Linked DNA regions of Homo sapiens: all the other regions are linked to region 2. Evidence: chromatin contacts called from ENCODE Hi-C or POLR2A ChIA-PET data. All regions are on one chromosome and are shown on one strand. Each heading gives the region's core, a stretch centred on a gene start or an enhancer-like site at or near the end of the contact. The rest is flanking DNA. Distances are from core to core; before and after follow the strand shown.

What was found. Hi-C counts contacts between places; a loop is a spot of excess contacts on that map. ChIA-PET counts read pairs that join two places held with the same protein, here RNA polymerase II (POLR2A). Pooled maps may share reads with other maps.
Region 1: a loop to region 2 is called in a pooled map, with 5 times the contacts of the local background. The contact joins the promoter of KANSL2 here to the promoter of FKBP11 in region 2. A Hi-C loop is called at or near these places in 5 of 50 pooled maps. POLR2A ChIA-PET finds 5 or more read pairs at or near these places in 2 of 52 experiments (activated T-cell and endothelial cell of umbilical vein).
Region 3: a pooled map shows a loop between it and region 2 (5-fold over the local background). The contact joins the promoter of KMT2D here to the promoter of FKBP11 in region 2. A Hi-C loop is called at or near these places in 1 of 37 single-sample maps with no recorded cell type and 8 of 50 pooled maps. POLR2A ChIA-PET finds 5 or more read pairs at or near these places in 6 of 52 experiments (GM10248, GM12878, H1 and 3 more).
Region 4: a loop to region 2 is called in a pooled map, with 2.8 times the contacts of the local background. The contact joins the promoter of DHH-AS1 here to the promoter of FKBP11 in region 2. A Hi-C loop is called at or near these places in 4 of 50 pooled maps. POLR2A ChIA-PET finds 5 or more read pairs at or near these places in 4 of 52 experiments (CD4-positive, alpha-beta T cell, OCI-LY7, T-cell and 1 more).

Annotation. Positions count from the first base shown.
Region 1 is chr12:48,679,742-48,684,411 of GRCh38, forward strand. KANSL2 (KAT8 regulatory NSL complex subunit 2) reads right to left here and starts at 2,497. Exons shown (of 10, transcript NM_017822.4): 1 at 2,446-2,497; 2 at 1,641-1,900; 3 at 1-92. The coding sequence starts at 1,891. RefSeq lists an enhancer at 2,195-2,464 and silencers at 2,545-2,754, 2,795-2,844.
Region 2 is chr12:48,923,346-48,927,798 of GRCh38, forward strand. FKBP11 (FKBP prolyl isomerase 11) reads right to left here and starts at 2,147. Exons shown (of 6, transcript NM_016594.3): 1 at 1,955-2,147; 2 at 1,701-1,766; 3 at 1,216-1,303; 4 at 878-911; 5 at 437-507. The coding sequence starts at 2,083. RefSeq lists enhancers at 1,093-1,152, 2,413-2,512.
Region 3 is chr12:49,058,847-49,063,213 of GRCh38, forward strand. KMT2D (lysine methyltransferase 2D) reads right to left here and starts at 1,948. Exons shown (of 55, transcript NM_003482.4): 1 at 767-1,948. RefSeq lists silencers at 640-934, 1,096-1,715 and an enhancer at 1,766-2,015.
Region 4 is chr12:49,089,212-49,093,946 of GRCh38, forward strand. It overlaps DHH-AS1 (DHH antisense RNA 1), which reads left to right and starts at 2,883. Exons shown (of 4, transcript XR_007063295.1): 1 at 2,883-3,131; 2 at 3,619-3,694. DHH (desert hedgehog signaling molecule) reads right to left here. Exons shown (of 3, transcript NM_021044.4): 2 at 1,917-2,178; 3 at 1-1,273. The coding sequence ends at 648. RefSeq lists a silencer at 2,422-2,604, an enhancer at 3,463-3,607 and a cis regulatory region at 3,527-3,544.

The DNA.
Region 1 (4,670 bases), core at 1,247-3,746, 240 kb before region 2:
GTGTTTCACCCACAGGCCCTGGGTTGGTCTTCTTCATTTGAGCATGAAGTGCCAGGGCATTCCTACGGACATGTTCAGCACAGAAGGACACCCTGAAGAGACAAAACATTAATATTTTATAAGTTCCTTCTTGAAAGCGTTCAATAATGTTCACAGTCCCTAATCTTTAAATCATTTTTAGGGAATTAAAATGACTATTACATTCATTTCTAAAAATGCAAGTCAGAGGAATTTAACTGGCCCAAGGTCAACTCATTTGACTTTATTAAAGGGAAATAACAGGACGGATGAAGTGGTTCACCCTTGTAATCCCAGCACTTTGGGAGGCTGAGGCAAGGGATTGGGTCTTGCTCTGTTGCCCAGGCTAAAGTGCAGTGGTGCAATCATAGTTCACTGTAGCCTTAAACTGCTTGGTTCAAGCGATCCTCCTGCCTCAGCCTCAAAGTAGCTAGAACTATAGGCATGCACCACTGTGCCCAGCAAATTTTTTTTAGTTTTTTGTAGAAACGAAGTCTATGTTGCCAAGTCTGGTCTGGAACTCCCAGGCTCAAGTGATCCTCCCACCTCAGCCTCCCAAGTAGTGGGGACTACATGTCCACGCCACTATGCCCAGCGAGTTTTTTAATCTTCTGTAGAGACGGGGTCTCACTGTATTGCCTGGGTTGGTCTCCAACTCCTGGCCTCAAGTGATCCTCCTCCCGTGGCCTCCCAAAGTGCTGGGATTACAGGCATGAGCCACTGCGACCAGCCAGGGACACAATTTTAAAACTATAAGATACGTAAAAAATTATCTAGTCAGGTTATGTTTTTGCATGGATACCTTTGCATACATGATGAAAACTATGAAGCCTCTTACAGAAGAATACACACATATATAACTTTGCATGTTATTTAACAAAATTCATGGACAGCCAAATAGAGCCACACACCCCTCCATTAAGAAGAATTTTAGGGGCCAGGTGCGGTGGCTCACTCCTGTAATCCCAACACTCTGGGAGGCCGAGGCGGATGGATCACCTGAGGTCAGCAGTTCAAAACAAGCCTGGCCAACATGGTGAAACCCCGTCTCTACTAAAAAGTACAAAAATTAGCCGGGCATAGTGGCGCACGCCTTAAGTCCCAACTACTTAGGAGGCAGGAGAATCGCTTGAACCTGGAAGGAGGAGGTTGCAGTGAGCCGAGATCTCCACTGCACTCCAGCCTGGGGAATAAAGCAAGAATCTGTGCGCCGCCCCCCCGCCAAAAAATTAACTTTAGGGCCGGGCGCGGTCGCTCACGCCTGTAATCCCAGCACTCTGGGAGGCCGAGATGGGAGGATACCTTGAGGCCAGGAGTTTGAGACCGGCCTGGTCAAAATAGCAAGACCCCATCTCTCTTAAAAAAAAAAAAAAAAAAAAAAAGACTAATTTAGAATATGCCTTTATTTTACAGATAAGGGAAAAGAACCAAAGAGGTGAACTAAGTAATCCAACTCAAGGGTCTTTCCAGTCTTCACCGTTTTTTCAGTTTTCCAAGGATACAACCATAACCCCAAATTTACAAGGACAAAATCTCAAACGCGGCAGCTATGCTGAAGCCCGCATCATATCACATACCCCCTCGCTTTAAGAAAAACGACATATATATCTATACATATATACCCATCTTTCTTCTCTGGCTTTGGGGCAGCATTGGGACATCTTTTTCCATTCTTCGTCGATATATAACTACACTGCTTGAAGGGTGCATTCTTGTCTTCAAGGATATGCTTAATGCAAAACTCCTGCCCCTCCAGACGAGGGTGAGAGCATGGACGATGAGTGAATGCACAAGACAGAGGTTCCTGAGACCTGGGCACTGGAGTGATCCTCCCCCGATTGGTTGGCAAGACGTGAATCCGAATCCTGTTCATAACCAAAACCTGCGGGGTCAAACGAAAGACCAAAAAGCCCTTACCCTTCCCGAAAATTCCTGCTCCACACAGATCGCGCGGACAGTTTCCAAAGGACATGCAGAAGTCGTCCCCGTAAGGTACGCTCCGTAAGTCCCCGCCGCCCTCCCCAAGTCTCCACAGGCATCTGTGGCTTTGCCTCCCTTTAGCGTGTCCCTCCATGCCCGGCCCCACCCCGAACCACACCACGCTGAATGTATCTTCAGGACTCGCACAGCTGCAGCACGAAGGGAAGCGACAACACCAGCCCCACGCGGCGGCCACGCCGCCTCCCCGCACGCCGCCTTTGTCCCGGCCTGCCTCAGAGCGCACGACTGGGCCTGGCCTCGGAAGCCTATGCGAGCGCCATTTTGTCCTACGGCTCCAGTCACCGGAGATCCTGGCTCCTGGAAGCCTGCAGGAAGGAGACTGACTCTGACACTGCTTTGAGGCGGAGTAGCAGCTCTGAGCTGACAAAAAGAGCGAAATAGCAGCCCAACCGCAAGAGCTTAGAGGAAAGAGCACCGCCATCTTACCTCAGGAGCTGCGCTGCGCCGCACTCTGCCGCGCCGCTCGCCCTTCTCTAGTGGCGCCAGCGGCTCTCAGATCGGCCTCGCCCCTTTCCGGACTCCTGGCTACTCATTGGCTACCGCTCGTATGACAGGATGTCGCCATTGGCCGAGACCAACTACCTATCGTGTCTGGGAGGGCGGAGCGCTGAGAAAATGCGAGGTTGGGGTGGCTAAGACAGACTGTCTGTCAGCAACTCCGCCCGGAGGAGAGTGAGCCGGGGAAGGGGGCGGAGAGCGGGCTGCGGGGCGGGTTGCCAGCTAATATTTTTCCACCTTGCAGCGTGGCTCGTTTTCCGGCTACTTTTGGACCCTCAGTCTGTGGTCCTAGGCTGCTGTTCCCTCACCACTGTACACAGCTAGTATAAAATCAGACAGACAGGCCGGGCGCGGTGGCTCACGCCTGTAATCCCAACACTTTGGGAGGCTGAGGCTGGCAGATCACCTGAGGTCGGGAGCTCGAGTCCAGCCTGAGCAACATGGAGAAACGCCGTCTCTACTAAAAATACAAAATTAGCCGGGCGTGGTGGTGCACGCCTGTAATTCCAGCTACTCGGGAGGCTGAGACAGGAGAATCTCTTGAACCTGGGAGGCGGAGATTGCGGTGAGCCGATATCGCGCCATTGCACTCCAGCCTGGGCAACAAGAGCGAAACTCCGTCTCAAAAAAATATATAAATAAAAAATAAATCAGACAGAGGCTGGAGGATCACTGTTTACACATAAAAAGTCTTTAGCTTTCTTTTGTGAACAGTTCAATACATGTACTGAACATTTGGTATAGAGAACACTGAGAAACATTTTTTGGGTGTTTACTGATTCTGGGAATTACATGTATAAAGTCATTGAATTTTTCAAAGCAACCCTAAGAGGTACAGGTTAGTATTATGTCCATTTTACAGATAAGAGGACTGAGGAACAGAATGGGACCATAGCTATTAAATGGGAAAGGAAGACGAATTTGAACCCAGCCCGCATTCTTTATCCCTTATTGCCTCTTATATAGTAAAGAGCATTGGACTGAGAATAAGGAAATATTTGTTCTAGTTTAGGGCTGCTTCTCATAACTGTGTGCCCTGTCTTTAAAATTCCATGCTAAATAATGCAGGTATCATAAAAATGACAGACACAATACCAATCATACCATCCTTTAAGGATTTTTAGTTTAAAAGCATCTTTCTGTCATCTCCACCACTTGTAGAAATGATTCCTAGCTTTCTTCCCATAACCCTTCTAGACATTTTTTGCTTTCCAGCATCTCTTATCTCCTCACTGTCAGTTTAAGAAAGATGTTTTATCCATGCCTAACGAGCAAGTGAGCATGAGTCCCAGTGGAAGTGAACATAAAGATTCCACAGCCCTCAAGAAAAACACTAAGGCTGGGCGTCATGGTTCACCACTGTAATCCCAGCACTTTGAAAAGCTGAGGTGGGAAGATCACCTGAGCTCAGGAGTTCGATCCCAGCCTGGGCAATATGGAGACACCTCATCTCAAATAAATAAATAAATAAATAAATAAATAAATAAATAAATACACTATAGGACCGATAAATTATTAAAAAAAAAAAAAAACCTTGGGGGTTGTGCTGTTTCCAGAGACTAGAGCAGCCCTAGAAGAAGGCCTGAAATTCATTCATTCAACGAATATTTATTGAGCACCTAAGTGCCAGGAGAGAACAAGGAAGATAACCCTGCTCTCTTGGAGTGAACATTCTAGGATAGCTTTGGATTATGGATGCAATACAAACATAATATTAATAACAATGATTTATATACATAAGCAAACAGACCAACCCTCAGGAGTACGAAAAAAGATGTTTTGTTATAAACACCCTATAATTAAAAAACAGCCAGAGGCAGTCATGTCACAGAAAATTTGGGAATCCGAATCTGCAACCAAATGTAGTAATATCAAAAAGCAACATTAAAACTACTGTAGTGAACAATATGAAGAGACACAGGAATAGATGGGGAAGAAACAAAAGACTTTCTTTCAATGAATTTACTGAAGGTCTTAGTTGAAAAAAGAATCCTTCTTGTAAGTCCAAGACAGACAAAACATTACTATTTAGAACCACTTCTTTTTTTTTTTTTTTTTTTTAGCGGGAGTCTTGCTCTGTCGCCCCGGCTGGCTGGAGTGCAGTGGCGCGCGATCTCGGCTCACTGCAACCTCCGCCTCCTGGGTTCAAGGGA
Region 2 (4,453 bases), core at 897-3,396:
TTTTGTTTTGTTTTGAATCACTTGACTGTGATTATTTTTACTGTCTCTTCCCTGATGGAGGCTGAAAGGAAGGGGTGGGGGGTGGCTGTACAGCTGACACAGCGTAGAGTTGTAGAAAAGGGCAGGAAAGAAGTCCAGTGTTCTGGGAAAGGTGGTGGCACAGGCAGCAGACCCATGTGGCCCAAGCAGGTCTCTTCCCTAACAAGTTACTGGCTGCTGGAGGTCATGCCAGGTGGCCTCATCAGGTTGTCTTTAGTCCCTGTTGGTGATATGAGGAGGAAAAAGGTGGCCCTGTAGATGGAGGCCCCAGCCACTCCTATCTGTCTAAACAAACTTGGTCTGGATCTTCTCAAGCATCAAACAAAGTATATAGCTCCTTATAGCTCTTAGGGACTGGGTATTTTGATGGCCTGAGAGAGAGTCCTAGTCAGATTACCTGGGACAGATGGTGGAAATCCCCGTTTTCCATAGGCCAAGTGAGAAGGAATGATTGCCCTTCGCTTCTCTCTGAGGGAAGGAATGTCAGTCACAGCCAGAGGCAGGAGAGGTAGGCCAGCAGCCTCAGTCCAGCTGAAGCTCCTTCAGCAAAACCCCCTGAATCTTCACACCCAAAACACGAATTTTTCCACCTGAACACCAAACAGGCTGGCCAGCAAAGGTGTCCATCTCCCCATGTGCCTCAACTCCCCCGACAAAAGCAACAGCGCAAGAGGCACAGAGGCTTTGAATGCCCTCAGAGGTCCCACTGACCTGGACCTGTCCAGTGGGAAGCAGGGTCCTTTATTCCACATTCTCCTGCTTAAGGAGTGAGGATGGCCGAGAAAGCCTCTACCCATGCAAAGGGGGTACCCAGGCCCACCCCTGCCGAGATACTCACCCCACACACATGTCGAGAAGACTCTGCTCCAGACCTTGAAGAAGAAGACACAACTGAACTGGAAGCTATCCACCTTCCCCAAATCCCATGACATGAAGATCAAAGTCTTCCTCCTCCATCCTCAATTGACCTTTCCCTCACTTCTTAAATCTCTGGCTTCCAATAGGATATGGGACAAGTGGAGTACTAGAAGTGAGGTTTGAACCTCAGGAGGTAACTCGTAGAGCCCTAGGGTCTTACTCATTTCAGGGGGGATTTCCAGGGCAGCTTTGGAGCCGAAGAGGCTAAGAAAGGGCTTAGGTTGGGAAGAGGTGGAATGGGAGGCACAGGTCACATACCTGGAATCACCTGCTTTTGGCCAAGTTCTATAACCAGAGGGTCTCTGGTCAGGGAGGTGTCAATAATACGTCCATCTACCAAGCTTCCCTGGGGGGAGAGAGCATCAAGAGCATACATCTAGCACCCTCTCCCTCCCAGCAGGCGCGCAACACACACCTGGACCGCTGGGCGGCGGCAGCCCCCTTAGTGCGGCAGCCTAGCGTTCCCCTTACCGCTGTAAGGAACAGGAAGCCCCAGAAGGCTGGCGCTTCTCGGAGATCTCTCCACCCTGCACTTCTCCGTGCCAGGTAGGAACTGGCAGAAAAGCAAGGAGGGAAAAGAGGCACGGAAGAGCAACGTCTCTCCCCTCGCCACGTGCTCGACGACCCCAGAGCCCCGAGTTTCTTCTCCCGAACCGCTTGCCACGTGTCCAAGCCAAAGCTGACGTGTTTCAGCAGGGCGCCGCCCCCTCCCAGGCCCCGCCCCGGCCCCCCAGACCCCTCACCGTGTAGTGTATGTGAAGCGTGTCTCCAAAAGCAGCGGGCTCGGCACATGGTTCTGGGGGCTCCACCTACGATCGGACTACAGGGGTCACGGATGCTCTTCCAAAGATCCCGTTCTCGCCCCTAGACCCGGCACCACCCCCAACTCAGTTCCCGCACTTCCTCTCCTCCCGGCTCCCAGGTTCGCTGAGACCCCAGTATTACCACCCAACAAGGCTCGGCCCACGGGGGCTGAGGGTCGGGACTATCTCCTCACCAGGGTCTCCACTTGGAGGGTCCGGACGGGACTTTCGGTTTCGAGCCCAGCCTCAGCCCGGCACACCGCCGCACTGAGCAGCAGCAGCAGCAGCAGATGGAGCGGGAGGAGTGAGGGGCGCAGGGTCATGACTGGGCGCGGGGCAGGGAGCCGGGGCACCAGGACAGGCTGTTCGGGTGGCGGCAGCCAGGACAGCGTTCCCGCGGCGCCCAGGCCAGACTGGACGGGACGGGGCGGGTCGCGATGCTAGAGCTCCTCCTCCTGCAGCCCTTCCTCCACCTTGTCCCCACCTCCGAAAGGGAGGAGGCCGAGGGGCGCCCTCTGTACCCTCCAAGATCCGGAGGGCGCAGGTTCTGACGCATCCGTTAGACGTTCTGTCCTATAACGTGGGTCGGGCCAAACAATAGCACCCATTTACGATTACCTACTGTGTGTCAGGAGCTAGTCTCTAATCCTCAAAACCACCCTGAAAGGTCGGCATGATTGTTTCCATTTTACAGATAAGGCACAGGGTGCTCAGGATGTGCCCAAGGTCATCAGGCTAGGTGGTGACAGAGACAGGATTCAAACCCAGGACTGCCTGAGTCCAACGTGGTTGCTGTCTGTTCTTCCAAGTCGTCTCCTTGTGGCTATCCTGGCAGTGTCTGGCTGGCAGACCCCACCCAGGCAGTTCTCATTCCTCTCCGACCTCCAGCTACTTCAGCTTGAATTTCTGGAGGTTATAGATCCAAGTATCCGAAATAAGGCAGGGGGCTGTCCTATCCCTGTCCTTTGAAAAGCTAGCTGAAAAGAGCAAGGAGCTGTTATCCTGTAAGAACAGGGTAAATCCCTGATCTTTTCCTCTGGTGCTACTATTTCCTTTCTCCTTTCATCAACAAACTTCTCAAAGGGCAGCACACGTAATCCATTTATGTAAAGACTTCACTTTTTTTTTTTTTTTTTTTTTTGAGATGGAGTCTCGCTCTGTGGCCCAGGCTGGAGTGCAGTGGTGCCATCTCCACTCACTGCAACCTCCGCCTCCCAGGTTCAAGCGATTCTCCTGCCTCAGCCTCCCAAGTAGCTGGGATTACACCCGCCACCACGCCCGGCTAATTTTTGTATTTTTAGTAGATAAGGGGTTTCACCATGTTGGCCAGGCTGGTCTCAAACTCCTGATGTCAGGTGATCCGCCTGCCTCGGTCTCTCAAAGTGCTAGGATTACAGGCGTGAGCCACCAGATTTCTTTTTTTTTTTTTTTTTTTGAGGGGGAGGAGTTTTGCTCCTGTTGCCCAGGCTGGAGTGCAATGGCGCGATCTTGGCTCACCGCAACCTCTGCTCCCGAGTAGCTGGGACTACAGGCATGCGCCACCATGCCCAGCTGATTTTGAATTTTTAGTAAAGACAGGGTTTCTCCATGTCTGTCAGGCTGGTCTCGAATTCCCAACCTCAAGTGATCCACCCACCTCGGCCTTCCAAAGTGCTGGGATTACAGGTATGAGCCACCACGCCCAGCCCACTTTTTAAAAGTTTTTGTTGTTGTTGTTTGTTGAGACGGAGTTTCACTCTTGTCGCCCAGGCTGGAGTGCAATGGCACGATCTTGGCTCACTGCAACCTCCACCTCCCGGGTTCAAGCGATTCTTTTCTCTCAGCCTCCCGAGTAGCTGGGATTATAGGCACCCACCACCACGCCTGGCTAATTTTTGTATTTTTAGTAGAGATGGGGTTTCGCCATGTTGGCCAGACTGCTCTCAAACTGCTGACCTCGTGATCCGCCAGCCTCAGCATCCCGAAGTGCTGGGATTACAGGCGTGAGCCAATGCGCCCAGCCAACAGTCTTAACTGTACTCATTCTTCCAATCCACCTGCAACAACCTAGACTTCCTCCCTATCTCCTGTTTCTGTTAGTGGCTCTGCTACCAGCATTCGTTCTTCTCTCATCTCCCACATCCAACGGGTCTACTCTGGATTCTCCTTCCAAAGTCTCTCCAGCTCTTCCCTTCCATTCCCATAGCTACAACCCTCCCACCTCAGGATAAGAAGCCTTCATTATCTCTCATTTGTATTGTTTAAAAAAAAAAAGTCCCCTCAGCAGGAGGGAATTTCTAGGGGTGATGAAATGCTCTATATTTTCAGAAGGATGTGGGTTACATGGGTGTATGCATTTGTCAGAACTTATCAAACTGTATACTTACAATCTGTGCATTTCACTGTTTGCGAATTACGTATCAAGATATTTTTTAAGTTAAACAAAAAAACCACAAAACTCCAAGTCTCCCTTAAAGCTGGATATGGCCAGTTGACTAAGTTCTGGCCAAGAGAACATAAACAGAAGTGTTGGAAGTATTGTCCTGGACTTCCAAGAAGGCCCTTTAAAGAGTTAACTAGAAAGCGTCCTTCTGTGCTGCTCTCTCTCCCCCTAATCATCTTTCCTTCCTTCTGTCTGCTATCTGGAATGCAGATGAGATGAATTAAGCTCTAGAAGCCATATTAGACCATGAGATGACCATGAGGATGGAAGC
Region 3 (4,367 bases), core at 698-3,197, 140 kb after region 2:
CATTCGCAGGGAGCAAATCTCAACGGCCTCCTCTATAATCCTCTGGAGATTAGATCCATCCCAAGAGGAGGGGAGGCAAAGCAGGCTAAGACAGCACTCGGCCTCACTGGGGTCACTTTGCCAGGCAGGGGCAGTTTAAAGTTGAACAGCAGGGCCAGAACTGCCCCAGCCCCGCCTCCTTCTTGCCCCAGCTACCCCCTTCATCACAACTAGTCAGTTTCCACACACTCTCCCTTTGCCCAGTGAAAGAAGGCCTGGTGAAGGATCTGGGGTTCCTTGAGTTTTCCAGGGACTGCTTTGGGTGCCCAACTCGGTAGGAACAACCTTAAAGTCCAACTGGCATAAGTCTGACCTGGCAGTGACACCCTCCCCCACCATCCCAAGTTGCTCTGTCCCAAGGCCCACAAGGAACCCTGAGGGGAGAAGCAGCAGCCTGGGATTGGTGCTGGCATCAGGGCCCGGGTCCTAGTTTAGTCGAGCTCCCCCAACACAAAAATAAACAGGCAGAGAGGCTATCTGGCCAGGTTCCCAAACTCCCGTGGTTCCCTGAACCCCCAGTCTTTAAAGAGGCACACCCCAAGACACCAGGCCTCAGTTCTGCCCTGGTGACTGGCTCAGGTTCCCTTGACAGACCCTGCCAAAGGAACGCTCCCCAGCTCTGGCACCCCCTTCTCCAACCTAAAGGCCAGCTCCGGCTAAGATAGTCCATCTGGCTGTGCCCCCAGTCCAACCCTTTCTGGGCCCTGGCCGGGCGGACTTCACTCACCTCTTCACAGGGCGATCCAGAAATCCTCATCCGAGAACATGGCCAGAGCCCGGGCCGCTCCCCGACCTCCAACCGCCAGAGCGATCACAGCCGCCCCCCGCACGGGGGGGCTTAGGGGGGCCAAGAACGGTAAATCCAGGTCGGAGTGGCCACCCTCCCCCCACAAAAAAACAGCAAGAAGCCAAAGAGGGGTTCTCTGCCTCAGGTTCCAGCAGTTTAGGTTTCCATGGACAGCCCCAGGGCGGCGAATCCCGAGCGGACACAAAGAGAGCACCGGTGGCTTTGATCTTGGGCGAGCAGGCTCCGCATCCGCGTCGCCGGGCGGCCTCTCAGTCCTAGGGCCCGGCCAGCGCCCCGGCCGCCCGCGCCGGGCTCGGGCGGAACGTCGAGGCTCTCCAGATGGAACGTCGAGGCGCCTCCCCAGCAGCCCGGAAGGAATGCCGCGCCGCCCCGCGCCTGGCCCGGATGGAACGTGAGACCCTCGCAGGAGCGCCGAGCCCCTCTCCCCGCCCCGGCCGGCGCCCGGGGCCGCGCGAGCTACGGCGACGCGGGGCCGGCGGGGCCGCGGGGCTGAACCTGACACACACCCAGCGCCGGGCTTCTCGACCCCGAGCGCTCACCCTCGGCGGCTTCGAGCCCCCCACCTTCTGCTCCCCCCGGGGAAGGGAGGAGGCTAGGTAGGCGAGGAAAAGGAAGGGGCGGGCGGTGCGAGCCCTCTGCCCGCTCCCCTCCGGCCGCTCCAGGCCCTGCGCTCGCCTCCCTTCCCCTCTGGCCTCGGGAGCTGCCCCGCCCCCGGCCTGGCCGGCTCTGGTCGGTGGCACCCCCTCGACCCCCGGCTGACTGTGATCGCAGGCGGCCTAGAGGTGCATGGCCCAACCCCGGCTCCCGGCACCGGGGGGTCAGGAAACTGAGCGGAAAGTGGGGAACGAGGCAGCCATTTGCAACCGGAGAGGAAAGTAGTGCAGCGCGGCGCCGCTCCGCCTCCCCCCCTCCGCCTCCTGTTCGGCCGGTAGGGTGGTTCCTGCGAAGGGGCTATTTCCTGGCCCAAGAGCTGGGCAGCGGTCGTGAAGATTCGTGAAGCCTTCGGCGCTAGATCCGGGGGGGCCTTTTGCCCGGGGCACCCCACTCGAGAGGGGGAGAAAGGAGAAGAGGCGGCCCTATTTTGTGTTGGAGCGGAGCGGCGGAGGGATCCCGCCCTCTCGGAGGAAAGGCTGTGACTCTGCAGTTCTACGCACACGCTGCGGGATCCTTCCGCTCCGGGTTAACCCCGACCGCGCCGGGCCGGCAGCAGGGCAGACACGTGGGAACGAAGCCCCCCTCCTCTCCGCCGCGGCCCTGGAGCCGCCTCATTTACCGCCCAGGCCGCGAAACTAGGACTCTGGCCGCTGTCTAATTCCATACCCTTGCAGTCGTTGGTCCCTGAAGTTCCAACTGCCCCTTGCTTTGGCCAGGGGCAGTCTTTCCCGGGAGGGGGATGGAAGAAGAGCCAGGAGATTGGCCGCTGCTCAGCATCCTGGGAACTGGAGTCCGCAAATGGAGAAAGTGAGGTACGGCGCCTGGCGCTGCAGAGGGTGGACTCTTGCCACGTTTGGGGACCCGAAGAAAACTGGACGAGTCCCTAGTCGTTCCTCCTGACTCCCAGTCCCCCGTGTGAGGAAGGACTGTCGGTGCCCACACAGTCACTATACACACCTCCCCATCGAAACATAAAGGTAGAGCCTCCCTTTTCAGGGTGCCCCCACTCCCACCTCCAGTCCTTCCAGATATTCAGTACCCGTGTCCCTTTTTTAGTAAACTGAGGTAGCCTCGCTGCTACCTGGCCGGAGTACTGTCCTGGACAAGATCGCAAAACATACTCTTTGCAGGCACCACCCCCCCACCATAAGTCTGGATGAGAAAACATTGGAATGCCTCTTCTGCATCAACGCACACATGGGGTGGACAAAAGGAGACAAATTAACTATGTCCAGATACTTTATATATTCTTAGTTATTCCTCGCCTTCATTATGAGTTACATGGAATTATCTCCATATTACAGATGAAGATTAAGGCTACAATAGGTAAAATTGCCCACAGAACTACATCTAGTGAGAAGTTGAGCCATTATTCAAACCAAAGGCCACGTTTTTCCTAGGATTACAAATAATTATACTACGTTTTTTTAAAAGAAGATGTGGAGAAAGAGGCAGGCAGATTCGATCCAATGCCAGCTTTGTGAGGAAAGGGTTTACGATGCTGTCCAAGAGAACTTTTTTTATTTTTTGAGACAGAGTCTCGCACTGTCGTCCGGGTTGGAGTTCAGTGGTGCGATCTCGGCTCACTGCAACCTCCGCCTCCCTGGTTCACGCGATTCTCCTGCCTCAGCCTCCCTAGTAGCCGGGATTACAGGCGCACACCACCAGACCCGGCTACTTTTTTGTATTTTTAGTAGAGACAGGGTTTCACTATGTTGGCCAGCCTGGTCTCGAACTCCTGACCTCGTGATCCGCTCGCCCTGGTCTCCCAAAGTACTGGGATTACAGGCATGCGCCACCGCGCCCGGTCCCAACAGAACTTTTCTACAGTGATGGAAATGGACTAAATCTACACTATCTAATATGGTAGCCATCAACCACATGCAGCTCTCGAGCACTTTGAAATGCAGGTGGTACAAGTAAGGAACTTTTTATTTTAATGAAATTAAATAGCCACATGTGAGGTGATGCTTTTATATTAGACAGTGCAGGAGACCTTAATCCCTACTGGTAAGAGTAATAGGAGGGATCAGGACTAGGTTTGTCCTCTTCCAGCCACACATTGGCATCATGTTTTCTGCACTGACCATTCACACATATTTGAGCAAAAAAAACTCCAGCAGTGATCCCACACTTGTTTTAATTACAATAGAATAAGTTAACCAAGAAACAAGTTGGAAAATGGAAGGCCCCTCCCAGGTTTGCACCCAGAGGCAGGGAGAGGTAGACCCTCACCAGAAAGACCTCCAGTAATAACACAGATAGCCACCTACTATTTTGGTTTTTTTTTTTTTTTTTTTGAGATGGAGTTTCGCTCTTGTCGCCCAGGGTGGAGTGAAATGGCGCGATCTCGGCTCACTGCAACCTCCGCCTCCCAGGTTCAAGCGATTATCCTGCCTCAGCCTCCCTAGTAATTGGGATTACAGGCGCCCACCATCACACCCAGCTAATTTATTTTTAGTAGAGATGGGGTTTCACCACGTTGGCCAGGCTGGTCTCAAACTCCTGACCTCAGGTGATCCACCCGCTTTGGTCTCCCAAAGTGCTGGGATTACAGGCGTGAGCCACTGCACCCAGCCACCACCCCACTATTTCTTAAGGACTTATTATGTGTGAAGAACTGTAGTAAGCTTTGCATATATTACCTCGTTTAATTTTCATCTCAACTCTATGAAGCACACTTAGCCACTCTTCATAAATGAGAAATGGTGGCTCTGAGAAGTTAAGTGACCGCCCAAGGCCACACAGCTAAGTGGAGGAGCTATTAACCACTATCACTACTGTCCCCAGGCCTTGAGATTATTGATAAACTAGAAAACTTTAGATGTTTCTAAGTCTACCCCAGACCTCATGAAAATGGCAGCAG
Region 4 (4,735 bases), core at 1,633-4,132, 170 kb after region 2:
TCTGGATGGGAGACGGAAACAGCAGCCTGGAAAAGGGTACGACTCTTGTGGGCTCTGTTGCTTATGGGTTGGGATGCCCCTTCTGAAGGGAGGAAAAGGGTCCCAAAGACCCTGCTGAGGAAGGAGGGGGAGCCGGAAGTAAGCTGTTAACTCAGGTTGGCCACCTTTATCCCCCTCTCTGGAGGTGAATCACCCTCTGAATGGAAGTGTTTTCCAGTAAGCTCCTGAAAGCCTTCCCTTTATTAGCCCACCTTGCAGGAAAACGTCAGATGTCAGACTGGCTGGCTGTGTCAGACAGTGTTAATGCCATGCCCCAGCCCCTCACCTTGGCAAGCTGGGCAAGGGAATCATTATATTACAATTTATAAATAAGAAATAAAATAAAATTATCGGGTGGGGCTGAAGCACTGGGGGAGAGGCTAAATAGTCCTCTTTAAGGAGTGCGCACCATCAGCCCTACCTACCTAGGACCCGGTATCACCTCCTCTCAGTACGAGGTTGCCCCTAAGCCAGGCATAGCCCCATTTTCTCCCTCCCCCTCCCTCTCCCTCCCTTCCAGTCGGCATCGTCTGCTGCCCACAGCCCCATATCTCAGCCAGCAGGCCCTCGTTTCCTCGGGCGCTTCGAGGTTTCTATGCCTGGGACGCTCAGCCCAGTAGCTCCTCCGCTAAGCGGTAGAGGAGCCGAGAGTACCAATGCATGCCAGTCGGCTGGACGGCCCCGCCGGGGAGCAGCGCCCCTAGCGCGTGCAGCAGTCTCAAGGGGGCAAAAGCGCGGTGCGCCCACTGGTGACTCTCCAGAACCGCGTAGCAAGAGGCCAGGACATCGTTCACCAGCAGCGTCCCGTGCGCGGTGAGCGGCGCGAACACGCCCACGGCTTCCTCCCGCGCCACACGGGCCACGCGCGCTGGCCGAAGCGCATCCCCGCCGGGCGCCAGCACCGAGTCCCCAGCGCGTAGCCGGCGCGCGAACACCGGTGCAAAGTCGCCTGGCGCGGGCGCCGGCCCTCGAGCGGCAAACACCAGGTGCCAGGGCGTGAGCAACAGTTTGCGTGGAGGCCACTCGGTCTCCACAGCCACAAATGAAGCCCGGCGCTGCAAGTCCCGGTCCAGGAAGAGCAGCACCGGCGTGGGCACCACCCGGCCTGACGCATCGGCCGCCAAAACCCAGTCTCCGCGGTGCAGTTCCCGCAGCCCTTTCCGCTCGCCGCTCCACAGGCGCACAGTTGCATTTCCCGGAAAGCAGCCGCCCGCCCGGACCGCCAGTGAGTTATCTGCAGGGAACAACCACAGGGAGGATTGAATCAAGACCAGCGGTTCCAGAACGATTCTCAAGGCCAGCGCAGATATCGCCAGTCATGGACAACACAATTTTCCGTTAATCTGACTGGCCCCAACCTGGGCAGAAAAGGAAGGGCGGTTTTTCTTTCTTTTCTTTTCCTTTTTCTTCTCTTTTCTATGTATGTATGTATGTATGTATGTATGTATGTATGTATGTATGTATTTTGAGATAGAATCTCGCTCTGTCGCCCAGTAGATGGAGTGCAGTGGCACCATCTCGGCTCACTGCAACTTCTACCTCCCGGGTTCAAGTGATTCTCGTGCCTCAGCCTCACGAGTAGCCGGGATTACAGGCATACACCACCACGCCCAACTAATTTTCGTATTTATAATAGAGACGGGATTTCACCATGTTGGCTAGGCTGATCTCGAACTCCTGACCTCAAGTGATCCGCCCTCCTTGGCCTCCCAAAGTGCTGGGATTAGAGGCGTGAGGCACCGCCTCGGCCTGGACGGGTGGTTTTCAACACTAAAGCCCGCTTGGTCTCCCCTAGGGTGGCAACAGTACTACTGCAGACTCAGTTTCCCGGAGGGAGCCCCCTTTGGGCGGATTTTACCACCCTCCTCCTACTGTACCAGCTTTGACCGACACGTGGACGTGGTTGCGGGACTCGTAGTAGACCCAGTCGAAGCCGGCTTCCACTGCGAGGCGCGCCAGCAACCCATACTTGTTGCGGTCGCGGTCAGACGTAGTGATGTCCAAAGCACGGCCTTCGTAGTGGAGTGAATCCTGAGCGTGGTGGCCGTCCTCGTCCCAGCCCTCAGTCACTCGTAGGCGCACTCCGGGCCACATGTTCATCACGGCAATGGCCAAAGCGTTCACCCGCTCCTTACAACGCTGGCGGGGAATAAAGGAGTCAGTCTCCCCACCACCACCCTTGGGGCAAAAGGGACCTGGATAGGAGGGTTGATTCTTTGTTATTCCGGCCCTACTCTTACCCCTCCCAGCTTTTGAGTGTCCTGGAGAAATGAGAATCTGAGTCGATGGTAGTCACCAATCTGCACTCTGTTCCCAGGACGTCGTTGGAGAACTGTGGGCTCACCTCTGAGGTTGAGAGGGGGTGCCCATACCTAGCTCCTTCCCCATTTTTAATGCCCGTCCCTCACCCCTATTGGTTCAGGGACAGCGGCTCAACCTGGGAGAAGGACAGAGTTAGGAGGGCGAATGGAAGCGTGGTCAGGGAGGGCCTGGTTGCTCCCGGAGAGCCCCTGTTTGAGCCTGGCCCCCGCCCCAGGCACCGGCTCCCCTCCCTCCGCCTGATTCATCTTTTGTTTCATTGCCTTCCCTGGCACCGGGCATCGCTTCCTTCCTTCCTTCCTCCTCCTCCTTTGGGCCCTTAGCATTAACCCCTTCGTGCTCTGGGTGCCCCCCAGAGAGGTGCCCAAGAGGAGCTGTGCGGGATCAAGGCTGCTGGAAAAAGGATTGGGGTGGCGGGGGTTGCGCGAAGTACAATGGCCATTATCCGGGATGACTTAACCGAGCGAGAATCCTGAGCCCAGGCCGGGAACGCGCTGGGAGAAGCGGACTCAGCAGCTCCGGCCACAAAGGCGCTTTTCAGCCGCCCCGGCTCAGGGAGAGGAAAGGGCAGAAAGCCGCGCCCCCAATCCCTGCTCCGTCCGGGTAGGTCCCCTCCCCCCGCGCGTCCAGTCTTCCCAGTTCCAGCTAAGGCTCTGCCAGTCCGGAGAGCCCCTATCTCTCCCATCTCTGCTCTAGATGCAGCCCAGAAGGGCGTGGGAGTAGCACCTGAGAATAACGGTCTCCTTGTGCGGATCTGGGGAGCCCCCTGCAGGGTGAGAGCGGAGAAGAGGAAAAGAAGCTGCGGCTGGAAGCCTGCACCTGGGGGAGTGAGACCACAGTTATCTTGGCCGCTCCAGCCTGGGAGCGGGAGACCTTGGCGCGCACCATAGCAGGGACACCGCGGGAGGAGGCGCAGAGGGACAGCTTCCTTTTTTTCTTTCCCCTCCGACCTCTCACCTCGGACTTGGTTTTCTCCTAACAGAAAGACACTTTTCCCCTCTCCTCTAGTCTCCTCCACCCCGCAGAGTTGGGGTTGGGTGGGGGGAAAACAGGAAAAGTGGTAGCTCCTTCCAACTTTGTCGTTTCGTCCCCTAAGGAGGCCCCGAGGCCCTGACCTGCGGGGGCAGCAGCCCAGTGCAGAGCCAACTCAATGGAGGCCTTTTGCAGCCAGGGTGTGGGAGATAAGTAAGACTGAGGGGGCTCCCAGGCCTGCCGGAGCCCCTCCTGAGCCTGTCCCTTGTTCTGCCCACTCTGCTGCAGGTGGCAACCAGAGGAAAGGGCCACAATGTTCCACGGCCAAGGAGGAAAGAAGGAATGCCCCTTTTCCCATCTCTAGGTAGGAGGAAGGCTTCAGGGCAGAAGCAAAAGGAATTATTTCTTCCCTGGACAGGTTTTCCTAACAAAGTAACCTGGAAAACTATGGCAATTAATCAGAGGAAATCCGTACCCCTCCCTCTCCCCCCACCTCCCCACTCCATACACAATTAGGTGGTGTAATGGAAAGTATATAGGGCTTAGAATCAGGAGTCCTGAATTCTAGTCCCAGCCATGCCACTTTAAATTGTGAGAGTTTAAATTGCTTTTCCTCCTGGGGGAAGTCCAGCTCTCAGATGTAAAATGAGGGTGGCAGTGGGGGTGGGGAGGGTTGGAGGAATGTCATCTCTCAAGTTTTCTTTCAGTTCTAACATTCAAGATCACTGGCCAGGCTGGATGAAGTGGCTCACACCTGTAATCCAGCACTTTGGGAGGCCGAGGTGGGAGGATCCCTTGAGCTCAGGAGTTCAAGACTAGCCTAGGCAACATGGCAAGACCCCGTCTCTACAAAAAATAAAAAATAAATCACTCGCCAGAGGTGGTCCTTCTCTTCCACCTCACTCTAGGTGGTTCCAATGCTCAAAAATGGTAGTTGAATTTATCCTAATTATGTAATTCCAAGGAAAGCCCCTGAGATAGGCAGAGCTTGGAAGACTTAGGAGCCCTCTGATTCTCAGGTGGGTCCATCTGTTATTCTCACTGAGGATTACTTTTTAACCCCAAGATTATCGTTTAGACCCTAGGATAGCCCTAGAATAGACCCTAGAATAGATGTGTCCTGGTTCTAGGACACGTTTCCCATGCCAAAAGCAATGTCTGCCCAGCCCCTCCTCAGGTAGATGGTCTGGTGACCTGACCCTTGGCCACCCCTGTCCCAGCCCTTTTCAGTCTCTTCTTTTCGGCCCACAGAGCTTTTCTACAATCAGGTCAGGAGCCAGGCTTCTGTCTGCTACCTAGCCAGCTCCTGGCCCCCAGCTCACCCCAGCCCTTCCTGCCTGGCTGGGTGGCTGACCCCCGGTCCACGCCTCAGCCATTTCCCGTCTCGCCTGCCGCCATCCTCCTT